Linked DNA regions of Homo sapiens: region 2 is linked to region 1. A link is an interaction called in ENCODE POLR2A ChIA-PET data of the cell type or tissue named here. Cell type or tissue: CD4-positive, alpha-beta T cell. All regions are shown on one strand. Links, peaks and the distances in the headings refer to the core of each region. The heading gives the core; the rest is flanking DNA. Region 1 has its middle 5.4 kb from the start of LINC01264. Region 2 overlaps LINC02916 (long intergenic non-protein coding RNA 2916).

Region 1 (2,906 bases), core at 163-2,662:
CCAGCATCTGGGTGACCCTGCAAGGTGAAGCAAGAATGCCCATTTGGGAGGGTGAACAAGAGGGTGCACACCGAGTACCCCAGCTTCTGCTCCATGAAAAGCAGGGTGACCAAGGGTCTCTAGGGCAGGCCTGAGCCTGGGGTGTTAGGCCCAGGGTGGCTGCAGAGCCCCAACCAAGAGCACCTCCCCAGTACTCTCTCCAGTCGATACGCTGGACTCCAGGAAAAGGGAGGATCAGCAAAACTGGGCAGCTCAGTCCCTGTGGAGAGGCAGCAGAAGCGTCCCAGGAGGAAGCGCCCAGCCATAAATGGAGAGAGGAGATTCGGTAAGACCAAGTAATGGTCCTTCAGTGGGAGAGGCAGTCAGCTGGAATTCACAGGCCAGCTTCCAGATCGATACTTCTGTGCTGATTTGCTGAAGAGGCTTTTATGAAGTTTAAGCAGAGTTCATTGTTAAATACTCTTATGTACAAAGGATGTGGGCGGCCATATTAATTCCTTTTCTTTTACAGATCAATAATTACATTGCTGATTTGCTTAAAAGGCTCAGGTCGAGGCAGGGGCGAGGACAGCCCGCCTCACTGCTCCAGGGAGCTGAAGGCTGACATGACAGAGGCTGCAGTGACAGGGGACGATGGTTGGCATGTGGCAGGCATGTGGCTAGTCCTCTGCGGCAGCCAGGTAGGGTCACCTCCAGCCCCAGGGCTTCCCTTTGAACTCAGTCCTCCCTGTCTCTGAAGCTCTTCTCTCTGAGCTGAGCAGACAGTAACGTGACTTCAGGGAGCTCTCCCAGCCTCCTCTGCTCTTCTCTACACACCCAGCCTGCAGCCCAGCTCAGAGGAGCTGGGAGAGGAGACCTCGTAGGAGCTCTGAGCAAGAGGCCTGCTAGGGGAGAAGGGAGTGGAGAGGCCCAGGTGGCCTGAGGCCAGCGCCAATACTGCTCCCAAGACAGGAACAACAGGGAGTCTGGGACTCTGTACCCCGAGAAGGTGTCACCGTCAGGCCAGTGACCAGACCCCTCACAGGGACCAAGGTGGCGGTTGTGCACAGCTCTTTTCAGCTGTGGCTGTCAGCCTTGATGCTTCCTCTTTGATATTGTGACAGGATGGAGCATGACTGGTGTGTGGGTGTGTGGTGGATCGGGCAGGGCCCCGGGTCTTCCCATGATCGCCTGTGTGCTGCTGCCTGCTAGCAATCCCTGCCTTTGTCCAGCAAGGTGCTTTCATGCCTAGGAGCTCAGGAGGCTGACACAATAGACCTCCTGTGAGGTGGGAGCTTGGCAGGTTTGGGGTGCTCATTCCTGACTGTGGAGTAGGATCATGGGCTGTGCCCACTGAAGCAGCCTGCAGGAGGCTCAGCGGGGGGATCCTGGTCACCTCATATTACCCCTGCTCAGAGGCCACCGTACACATAAAAAAAAGGAGAAACAACAGTGTGGTGAGCAGCATCAATTAATGTCTCTCATCTGGATGGTCAGGAGGTTTCCTTGCCCCGGCCAGGACATGTATCATGTGTGATGGCTGTGGAAGGAGCTACATCTGAGCTCAGTGGTGAAGAGTGCCTGTAATTGATTAATAATGTCTACCACGGACAGGGCAAGGGCAGTGGTGACTCGTGAGTCATATATTTTCAGCCTCACACAGACCATAGAGTATGTTTGGCACTAAAAGCCCCATATGGATTGAGATTTGCAGAATCTCTTGGAAAAAAAGATACATCCTGGCTGAGCAGATCCTAGGGTCTCTTGACTGACCCTGCACATGTACACAGGTGCACAGATGCTGCCAGGAGGCCATTATGAATTCTATTTTATCTAATAGCCTGGTCAGGAAATGGAAGGGTATATTACAGATCATTAAGTGGGTGAAGGAATTTGACAACCTTTGATCCGACTCAGTAAAATAGATGGCATGAATTAATTCCCTGGCTTGTGGAGAGAAGAAAAGTCATCCTTCAACAGTGGTGACAGGCAGGGAGTTCACCCCCTGTGGGACAGATTCTAGGGAAGGCATGCAGCAGCTTCCCTGGGAGTGAAGGGCTGAGATGCATGGGGTGGGGAGCAGGAACCTGAGGGCCCCAGGCTGCCCCTCCAAGCCCCTGCTCCAGCCAAGGTATCATGAGAGGCACTAGTGTGTCCCTCACTTCCCCTTGGCCAGGGGACAGCTCTCAGGGAATGTTCTCCAAGACCAGGGGACAGCCCTTGAGGGCAACATGGGCACCAGTTACCCCTGAGGGCCAGGCCTGGGTCCCTAGGACTGACCCCTGTGCTCGTGCCTCACTGACCCTGCAAGGGGGCCGGGGATGGGGGCTCAGGGCAGGAACCTCAGGTCAGGCTCACAATGTCCAGTTACAAACAAGTCCACCTGGACATCCAGTAGGTATTCAAAAGGCACTTGTCCCCATTTCCTTCCCCATAGGCCTGCCCTCGCCCCACTCCAGCTGATGATAGCCCTGCACTCCCAGTTTCTCAGGCCACAGGTCCTGGCGTCTCCCTGGGTGCTGGCTTCTCTCATTTCCTTCACCCCACGCACCAGCAGTTCCCGTGGTCCCAGAATCTGACCCCTCACCTCCTGCCCACCTGCTGCATCTCTGCAGTGGCCCATTCTGCACTTTCCTGTCCACCAGCACTGCAGCCTGTCCTCCTGTTCTCTGCCCGAGACAACAGGATTCTCCTGAGATGTAAGTCAGAACCCACTGTGCCACTGCTCCAGCCATGTGCTGCTCTCTTGGGCACCTCACTGATCCACCAGGGACCCCTAGCCAGGGCCTCGATACTGGCGTCCCCCATGCCTGGCATGATCTCCCCCAGGTGTCCACATGGCTCAGCATCACCTCGGCAAGTTCTGTCCTCAGTGGGTATGTGGGCCCTCGGGGACATAGGTTTTGTCTTTTTGTCACTGCTGTGTC
Region 2 (2,906 bases), core at 133-2,632, 440 kb before region 1:
TGTTACTTAACAAAACCATGGTAAGCGAAATCCATGCATATCTGGGCCTTGTACAATCAAGTCTGGCTGTATAATGTATTTCTATGACATTGGACAAGTCCCTCCGAGAGATAAAACCACCCATCTCTCAGAGTTACCATGCGAAGTAGTGATCACATAAATATGTTCTACACAGCAGTGGGCAGACAGCTGCCAGGCTTTTGAGTAGGAATAATTAATATTTGTGGCAGCAGAAACAAAATCTAGTTTTTTTGTAAAAAATTCCAAAATTAGCCAGGTGCGGTGCTCATGTCTGTAATCCCAGCACTTTGGGAGGCCAAGGCAGGCGGATCGTGAGGTCAAGAGATAAAGACCATCCTGGCCAACATGGTGAAACCCCATCCCTACTGAAAATACAAAAATTAGCTGGGCGTGATGGCACGCACCTGTAGTCCCAGCTACTCACGAGGCTGAGGCAGGAGAATCACTTGAACCCGGGAGGCGGAGGTTGCAGTGAGCTGAGATTGCACCATAGCACACCAGCCTGGGTGACAGAACAAGACTCCATCTCAAAAAAAAAAAAAAAAATCCAAAATTGCTTTTAGATTCCTACTGATGTGATTAAACAGAAGACTCAATACTTTATGGAAATATATACATTTCCTACGCCCAGCTAATTTTTGTATTTTCAGTAGAGACAGGGTTTCTCCATGTTGGTCAGGCTGGTCTATGAACTCCCAACCTCAGGTGATCCGCCCACCTTGGCCTCCCAAAGTGCTGGGATTACAGGCATGAGCCACCGTGTCCGGCCAGCAGTCTGAAACTTCTTAAGTCTTACCTAAATTATCTAGTTTTGAGAGGATGAAGGCAGTTAGAATGTCTAAAGCAAGGTACTGTGTAACTACAAAAGAGGACTGTTGCCTTGTTTCCAGGGATGGAGGAGGTAGAATAGGGGTATAAGGTGAGAAAAGGGATGGTGTTCCGCACAGTGTTCTGTGTTTTTCTGAGTCAGATCTACATGGGAGCTTCATTATTTGGTTTGCAATTTCTAAAATACTCTTAACTCTAGTCCCAAGTGCAAGAATGAACATATTCCAGTAACAAATAACAGATTAAATTTTTTTTTTTAATTAATTTATTTTTTTTTTATTGATCATTCTTGGGTGTTTCTCGCAGAGGGGGATTTGGCAGGGTCATAGGACAATAGTGGAGGGAAGGTCAGCAGATAAACAAGTGAACAAAGGTCTCTGGTTTTCCTAGGCAGAGGACCCTGCGGCCTTGGCCTTCCGCAGTGTTTGTGTCCCTGGGTACTTAAGATTAGGGAGTGGTGATGACTCTTAACCACTGCCTAATCCAGTCTGCCTGGATGCCAGACTGGGCAGCCAGGCAGAGGGGCTCCTCACATCCCAGACGATGGGTGGCCAAGCAGAGACGCTCCTCACTTCCCAGACGGGGTGGCGGCCGGGCAGAGGCTGCAATCTCGGCTCTCCGGGAGGCCAAGGCAGGCGGCTGGGAGGTGGTTGCAGCGAGCCGAGATCACGCCACTGCACTCCAGCCTGGGCACCATTGAGCACTGAGTGAACGAGACTCCATCTGCAATCCCGGCACCTCGGGAGGCCGAGGCTGGCGGATCACTCGCGGCTAGGAGCTGGAGACCAGCCCGGCCAACACAGCGAAACCCCGTCTCCACCAAAAAAAAACGAAAACCAGTCAGGCGTGGCGGTGCGCGCCTGCAATCGCAGGCACTCGGCAGGCTGAGGCAGGAGAATCAGGCAGGGAGGTTGCAGTGAGCCGAGATGGCAGCAGTACCGTCCAGCCTTGGCTCGGCATCAGAGGGAGAGGGAGAGGGAGAGGGAGAGGGAGGGGGAGGGAGAGGGAGAGGGAGAGGGAGAGGGAGAGGGAGAGGGCCCCTTTGTTTCTTATAGGAGATGCTGGGTAATCCAGATTAAATTTTTGACATCTATAATTTTAGTTTGCTATAGCATGTTCCTTTCTAAGTGTTCTCTTTTATTTTATTTATTTAGTTATCTATTTCTTGAAATGGAGTCTCACTCTGTCGCCCAGGCTGGAGTGCAGTGAAGCAATCTTGATTCACTGCCACCTCCACCTCCCAGGTTCAAACTATTCTCATTCCTCAGCCTCCGGAGTAGCAGGGATTACAGGCGTGTGCCACCATACCAGGCTAATTTTTGTATTTTTTAGTAGAGACAGGGTTTTGCCATGTTAGCCAGGCTGGTCTGGAACTCCTGGCCTCAAGTGATCCGCCAGCCTTGGCCTCCCAAAGTGCTGGGATTACAGGCGTGAGTCACTGTGCCCGGTCTAAGTGTTCTTTCTATATGGAAATACAGATATATTGATGAGTCATATGCATAAGGATAACAAAGTCCACCACTTTTTTTTTTTTTTTTAAGAGACGGGGTCCTGCTCTGTCACCCAGGCTGAAGGGCAGTGGTGTGATCCCAGCTCACTGTAACCTCAACCTCCTAGGCTGAGTAATCCTCCCACCTCAGCTTCCCAAGTAGCTAAGATTATAGGTGCACACCACCACACCTGGCTAATTTTAAAATTTTTGTAGAGACAGGGTCTCGCTTATGCCGCCAAGGTTGGTCTTGAACTGCTAGGCTCAATCGATGCTCCCGCCTTGGCTTCACAAAGTGCTGGGATTACAGGCGTGAGCCACCAAGCCCAGCTAACTCATAGTCTTTAATACAATTTTTTCCCAGCATCTATAAAATGGTCATTCAGGAGAGTGTAGAAACAGCTTCTCTGATGAGTGGATTGCTCATCATATTCTGATAGTAGTCACTGGAATTAATATTGGTAAGAAGCAGTTGAGACCTGTAAGAGCAAAGAGAGACGATTTATTTCAAGAGGGTGCCCAGATGACCTGCAAACAAGTTTGCTCCAATGAGGCCCCTGAATTTGGA

The links. ChIA-PET counts read pairs that join two places held together with the same protein. Peaks named below come from ENCODE experiments on the same cell type or tissue, not always from the same donor. Only the 100,000 strongest peaks of a DNase experiment are listed, where the experiment ranks them.
Region 2: POLR2A ChIA-PET joins it to region 1 with 10 read pairs; 2 of 35 experiments call an interaction of 5 or more read pairs at or near these places.

What each region holds. Positions count from the first base shown.
Region 1 is chr10:42,985,491-42,988,396 of GRCh38, reverse strand. No RefSeq gene overlaps it. Among named protein-coding and RNA genes, the nearest start is that of LINC01264, 5.4 kb to the right of the region's middle. RefSeq lists an enhancer at 87-732. In CD4-positive, alpha-beta T cell, for the core only: no CTCF peak of the experiment used is centred there; no DNase peak of the experiment used is centred there.
Region 2 is chr10:43,421,581-43,424,486 of GRCh38, reverse strand. LINC02916 (long intergenic non-protein coding RNA 2916) reads right to left here. Exons shown (of 2, transcript NR_186397.1): 2 at 1,085-2,817. Among named protein-coding and RNA genes, the nearest start is that of LINC02916, 2.4 kb to the right of the region's middle. In CD4-positive, alpha-beta T cell, for the core only: no CTCF peak of the experiment used is centred there; no DNase peak of the experiment used is centred there.